Linked DNA regions of Homo sapiens: region 1 is linked to region 2. A link is a contact called in ENCODE Hi-C data. All regions are on one chromosome and are shown on one strand. Each heading gives the region's core, a stretch centred on a gene start or an enhancer-like site at or near the end of the contact. The rest is flanking DNA. Distances are from core to core; before and after follow the strand shown. Region 1 has its middle 87 kb from the start of HTR2A. Region 2 holds the start of LCP1 (lymphocyte cytosolic protein 1).

Region 1 (3,213 bases), core at 68-2,567, 800 kb before region 2:
ATTTTTATTCCATAACTCACATTTCTGGTTTTTTTAAATGAATTTATCAACCAAATGTGATTAGGTACAGGCATGTTTTGTATCTGCAGAATCCAGGAACAACCTCTACCATTCTTATAAATCAAAGATTGGTGAGCTATCAGTACTATGGTCTGAGTATAGGGAAATTCAACTAATACATTTTGTATAAAACCAACCAGAGGCAGGAATAGGCTGTTTATAATTTAAAGAGATTCATTCAACCTATACTGACCTTTCCTTCTCTATGATATTTAAATTCACATACAACACACTTGATACTTCTCTAATAGTTACATATCTGTTAGTTTTTCTCCCCAAATTATTCAATGTTTTTGAGAGGAAACAGAATTGTTTGAACTACATTTAATGAACAAATACATTTCTCTCAAAAGACTATCAGTGCCAGGCATGGTGGCTCACACCTATAATCTCAGCACTTTGGGAGGTCGAGATGGGGAGATCACTTGAGATCAGGAGTTCGAGACCAGCCTGGCCAACATGGCAAAAACCCCTCTCTACTAAAAATACAAAAATTATCCAGGCTTAGTGGCACACACCTGTAATCACAGCTACTCGGGAGGCTGAGGCAGGAGAATCGCTTAAACCCGGGAGGCAGAGGTTGCAGTGAGCTGAGATCATGCCAATGCACTCCAGCCCGGGAGACAGAGTGAGACTGTCTCAAAAAAAAAAAATGTTTATTGAAGTTCCGATGAAAATTAATTTGGAGTAATTGAGGCAATAGAGTGAGACTCTGTCTCAAAAAAAAAGAACATTAAAATTAATTTCATACTAATTAAATCTAATGTACAAACTAAACTTAGTTTCACCTCTAATTTAGTCTTTACATATATGATTCCCAAGAAAAATACCACAGGTTACAGAAATCCAACTATTTCAGTTTCAAAGGGGGAAAAATAAGCTATTATATGACAAGCTAGTCAACAGATTCCTAAATCAGCCAGTTATTACTGATGTTATTCTTTTCAAGGGAAAGTAGACTATGCCAAAATTTTCAAAAATACAAATGTATATTTAATCCAAAATAACACTGCAATGACAATGATCTCAGTACCTCAGGATATACTCAGTAAATAAACACTTTCTGGCTGATGAATAGGTGCAGAGGTCAATAATGTGCTCCTAACAGGACTGCTCTTACATGAAAGGCATGATTCACAAGAGGAAGTTCCTGTTACTACACCCCAAAGGGTTCTCAAGGCCTGAATGCCTTCCTAGAGATACTTGTGTTTGCATGCCAAGCCATCACATAAAACTGAAAGCACAGAAAAGGTCTCACAGGTGTCTTAAAGATACAAGTACAGCAGGACAGCAGAGGTGTAGTGAGCTGGTAGCTGGACTCGGGATCTGGAAGATGGAAACAAAGAGTATAGGGTATGCCATAGGTCTCAATATTATAATGTTGGACAAAAGCCTGTGGTTGAAAAGATAATGAACATGCAGTTTAGTGACCAAAATAAGGGAGTGAATGTACGGAAAAACATTTTTCACAATGCCTACCTTACAGCATGTGCATGATAGGTGGTTTTTTAATGATTTTGTAGTATATGGGATCAGAAGCCCTGTCTGCAAAACTCCATACAAGGTCCCTCTCTCCCTGCCCATGACTACCAGCCACATTCTGAAAGGAATGGGTATGATGACCTGCAGGGGGATCGATGCCAGATACTAACAAATTATACCCCAGTGAAAATTCAGCAGAAGAGAGGAGTTCAAGATGGGAAAATCCCTTCTCATTTGGACCCACTTGGTCTCTGCAAAAAGCCATTCCTGCCACCAGCACCCAGTGGGCTGTGCTGTTCATGGGGGATACACAGCCTGGTGCTAAATGGAGCGCTGCTGCTAAAATCAGCTTATCACAGCTCTGCTCTTTTCTTCTTTTGACCAAGCTTGCATCACAGGGACCACAACAAAGAAAGGGCTTCCTGCATTTTGCAGAAGTGAAAAAAGATCAAAGATTCAGTCTGGGACAGACCTGAGAAGTTCAGTGGCCACATATACAAAGCCAAAATCGATGTACAGTCAGAGAAGGGAACCTCAGATTTGAGATTGAGACTGTGATGAAAAGTCCAGGCAATCAATCTAGGTCTGATAAATCAGTTTCCTAATTTTACAGACAGGAAAACCATATTTGAGAACTATTCCCACGTGCCTTCACCAGCCAGTAAAAGAGGGACAAGAACCCTACCTACCAGGGCCCAGTGCCAACATCTGTTCTGCCACAGTGCTATTCCTCAGAACAAGGGTTAGTGAACACACCTGGCTAGGGATGCTAAGGGCTAAGGCAAGTTCTGGTGAAGCTTCCCTGAACTTCCTGTTCCAAAACCAATCACCCTCCTCCATCCATGTAAAAGGGAAGGACACCTATTTCTAATTTCAGACCTAGCTCCCTCTATACTTTTACTCACCCCTTCTTACTGCCTTACACCAGGGAAACCCTATATTGCATAGATACACATCTATATATAATGTTGTAATTATTATTCTATGTCTTTTCAAAAGCAAAGATAATTTGTTTTAAAAAGGCAAAACTATGGAGACAGTACAAAAGCTCAGAGGTAGCTGGGGTTTGGGGATAGGGAGGAAGGAATAGGCAGAGCACAGAGGATTTTTAAGGCAGTGAAAATACTCTGTATGATACTTTAATGGTGAACACATGACATTATACATTTATTCAAACCCATAGAATGTACAACAGCAAGAGTGAGCCCTAATATAAACTGTGAACTTTGAGTGATGATAGCGATATGTCAATGTATGTTCATTGATTGTAACAAATGTACCACACGGGTGGGGGGTGTTGATAATGGAGGAGGCCAGCAGGGGAGGGCAGTGGGTATATGGGATGTCTTTGTACCTTCTTCTCAATATTGCTGTAAATCTAAAACTGCTTGAAAAAAGTAATCATCCACATTATGAACACTAATATCATGAATCACTGAAAAACTCACAGGTTTTCCTAAACCAGGGGCTTCAATAAATCAGTTCGCATTTAACATATCTATCTTCAGGTCCAAAATTTAACATGGTTCATTTGTTTATTTTCTACCTTTCACAGGAATTTGGTACAGATAGGTGGGAGGAGCAACAGATGATGGCAGTTCCATTGGATACTATATTCTTTTTAAAAAAGAAAGTAGTAGAAAATACTTAACATAAAATCTAGCCTTTTAG
Region 2 (3,141 bases), core at 585-3,084:
TGAACCAATGCACAAATATATTTTGCTCTTCTTCATAGATTCCTCCGGCCTCAGATGACCAGGCACCACTAGATACAGAACACTGTGCTTTCCTTCTCCAAGGTAAAGGAATAAATATCTGTTCCCCTTCATGAAGTGTTACTGTTGGGCCTTTATGCCATCCTGAAGCCACCAGGATGTGGAACCAGATCAGGGAGGTCCACAGTTACAACCCCTTGTATCTGTAACACCAGCAGGACATTATCTACAGAGTCCTGCTGCAGGGCCCCGAATGAAGACAGCATTTTGCTGCTTTGTAGCGTGAGCAGTGCTGTAACAGTGATGCATGGATGTTCCTCTGGTGTCCTGAAAGAATGTAGGTGCTTCTTGAAAGCTCTCTGCAACTTATTAATTGGGAGTGATTATGCGATGGAGAAAACAGAGTCCCATCACCCCCTCAGTCTTCCCTGGGAAATCACAAGAGGGCTGATAGCTCTCTGTGAGGTGAACCGTTTCTAGAATCCCCACCGTCTCGTCCTGTTCTTCCGCCCACCCAGTTCCTCAAGATAGCCCCTGTGGGCTTCTGATGAAGTCACCACACCACTGGCTAATGAAGTAGATAAACCAGAACAGTTTGGTTTAACATTTAAGGTCAGAAACAGGAACTTTCTAGAGGAGAAATCAAAAAAGCAAAAGAAGTATAAGGGCAGCCCTCCAACCAGTCAGAATACCGTGACCACCTGAGAGGCCCGTGGCCCAGCGGACACGGACGCATGTCAACTCTGGAGCAGATATCTTCAGCGCAGCATCTGACCTGGGAGTACAGCCACATACCCTCATTCCTAAACGGCAGATTGACTACTGGAGTCACACACAGTCTCCGGGCAATGTGGAGACATGTCTAATATTTAGTCAACATAACTCAGGGTGCCACAGTCTTCACAACTGTTGTGAGCACTTGAGGATGCTCCATTTGAAGATAGGAATTTGCCCTCAAGCATCTGGGGTTTGGGTACAGAACAGAGCTTCCCCTGCCACCACCTGCTAATTTTATAAAATGTGCATTCAAAAAAAAATCCTGCCTGTAAGAAGGAATTAAGCTACCCATTTAAATATAACAGCTGCCTGTGCAATCTACTGCTGCTCTTTATAGGAAACGCTTAAATAATTGAGATACTTAATTGGGTTAAAGAGATCCCTAGCACATAGATGTTCTATAAATAAAAGAATGAGTAAATAATCTAGTAACCTTCCTTTTCATGTCCTTCACTTAAAGAGATCGTTCTGTTTTGTTTGCACCAATAAGATCACTGTTAGAGGACTCCAGAGAGGTTTGATTTCAGGTGGGGTGGGGCTTTCCCAAGGAAGTCCCTTTTCATTTGTTTCAGGTGTACTGCCACCTTTTTCCCTGGCTCTTTCACTAAAAATGAAAAATTTGTTGATCTTTGCTGTAAGTAGGTAGGCATCTGGGCTTTGCTTTTGCAACTAGAGTCAAAGAAGTCAAGTTATCAGGCTGATCTTGCCTTGCTATCTAGAATCAGAAAGGTTTAAGTAGCCCAGGGACTACTCAAAGACAGCTGGAGGAGAAAGGGAGAGAGAAAAATGCTTATAAAGAGGTGGGCAAAAGAGCGGGACCTTGTCTCAAAAAAAAAAAAAAAAAAGAGGAAGTGGTAGGAGGTGTCTGAATTTCACTGTGACCTGTTCTGTCAGGTGATTTTTGGTGGGGCGGGGACATGAAAAAAAAGTTAAAATGTCCTTATAAAGACAAAATCTTTTTCTTTCCTGGCTGATGATTTGTCATTCTAGTCACTTCCTGCCTTGTGACCACACACCCAGGCTTGACAAAGCTGTTCTGCAGATCAGAAAGAAGGGGTTCCTGGTCATACACCAGTACTACCAAGGACAGCTTTTTTCCTGCAAGGTAAATGTTCTTCATGTGTTTTTGTTGGTTTTAAGCGCTTGTGATGCACTTCGGCACTGTTTCTGTGGATTGTGGGTTTTGCCTTCAGGGGACCAGAGATCTGAGCATGTCACCTGAGACCTCTGTGATTCCTGCCACTGTCTAACTGGCCAGGACATCTGCCGCCACCTCGCGTGGCCATCCAAGATGGAGCACCTCGGCTCTCTGGGCTGGGTTCTTCTCAACTTATCTGCAGTTATCACCCCTGCCCAAAATTAAGGTTTCTTTTTCCTTTTAAAACCAAACCATGTTCTGGTTTATTTCTATTGCTCTATTTCACGGAGGCTATTTACTGTGATTTTATCTTCTTTAAAATGTTTTCAGGAAAAGCGCGTATTGATAATTTAGATTGTATGGCTTATTGGCCCAATGGGGGTAGTTTAATTTTAGTTCCTGCGGTTCTGTTTTTCTAAAAAACTTCTTTACAGTACTTTAGTGGATAAATTATCTAGAGTCATATGTTACTGAATGTGATACTGGTTATTTGAGTGATTTTTGGCGCCAAGGGTTTTTAATGGGTGTGCTTTATAACCACATGGAATTAGAGGTTTTCTCTTTTCCATTTGTTCTCTAAAAATAAAAGCAATTTGTATAATGCTTAATTGTAGTGTTTTTGTAGGATTGTCTGAATTATTTGTTATGCTTATGACCATATCAATGAATATTCACTCAAATTCTGGGAGAAAGGCTTTTATCTACAATAGAAATTTTTACACAGTTGATATGGGATATTTATTTCAGAAACTGCCCAAACATAGACACTTTGGATTTTGTAGTATAAGCTTTTACTTAATTACCACTATCACATAACACTAAGAACCATTGACAAATGATAACTATAAAAGCCATTCAGACTGGAAATGCGAACATTAATCAGGATGTTTATCAAAACCGAACTTTTCTTTTACACAGCAACTTGTTTTCTAAAATTACTCTGTCAGAACTATCAGTAAGCAAATAAAGGTGGCTTATCCACACACATCTTGATTTTGAATTTACATACATTTGTCATAAGTTTGGTTTCTATTAAGTATAATTGTTTAAAGAATGTCTGTGTAGACAAATTTGAATAGAATTAATCATTTACCTATAAATGTGAATTTCTGGAAACTGCAAAATGTGACCACCAATGTTACTTTGCACATCTCACCTGAATAGTTTCAAACAAGCAAAAATGTGAAACTGAGATAAGAGGGACTTGA

Evidence for each region. Hi-C counts contacts between places; a loop is a spot of excess contacts on that map. Pooled maps may share reads with other maps.
Region 1: a loop to region 2 is called in a map with no recorded cell type, with 7 times the contacts of the local background. The contact joins the enhancer-like site here to the promoter of LCP1 in region 2. A Hi-C loop is called at or near these places in 3 of 37 single-sample maps with no recorded cell type and 5 of 50 pooled maps.

Annotation. Positions count from the first base shown.
Region 1 is chr13:46,982,100-46,985,312 of GRCh38, reverse strand. No RefSeq gene overlaps it. Among named protein-coding and RNA genes, the nearest start is that of HTR2A, 87 kb to the right of the region's middle. Within about 2 kb of position 1,317, at least 5 of the 41 ENCODE cell types and tissues checked have a DNase peak (open chromatin) inside an H3K27ac peak, as active enhancers do.
Region 2 is chr13:46,180,870-46,184,010 of GRCh38, reverse strand. LCP1 (lymphocyte cytosolic protein 1) reads left to right here and starts at 1,834. Exons shown (of 16, transcript NM_002298.5): 1 at 1,834-1,900. RefSeq lists an enhancer at 1,742-2,171.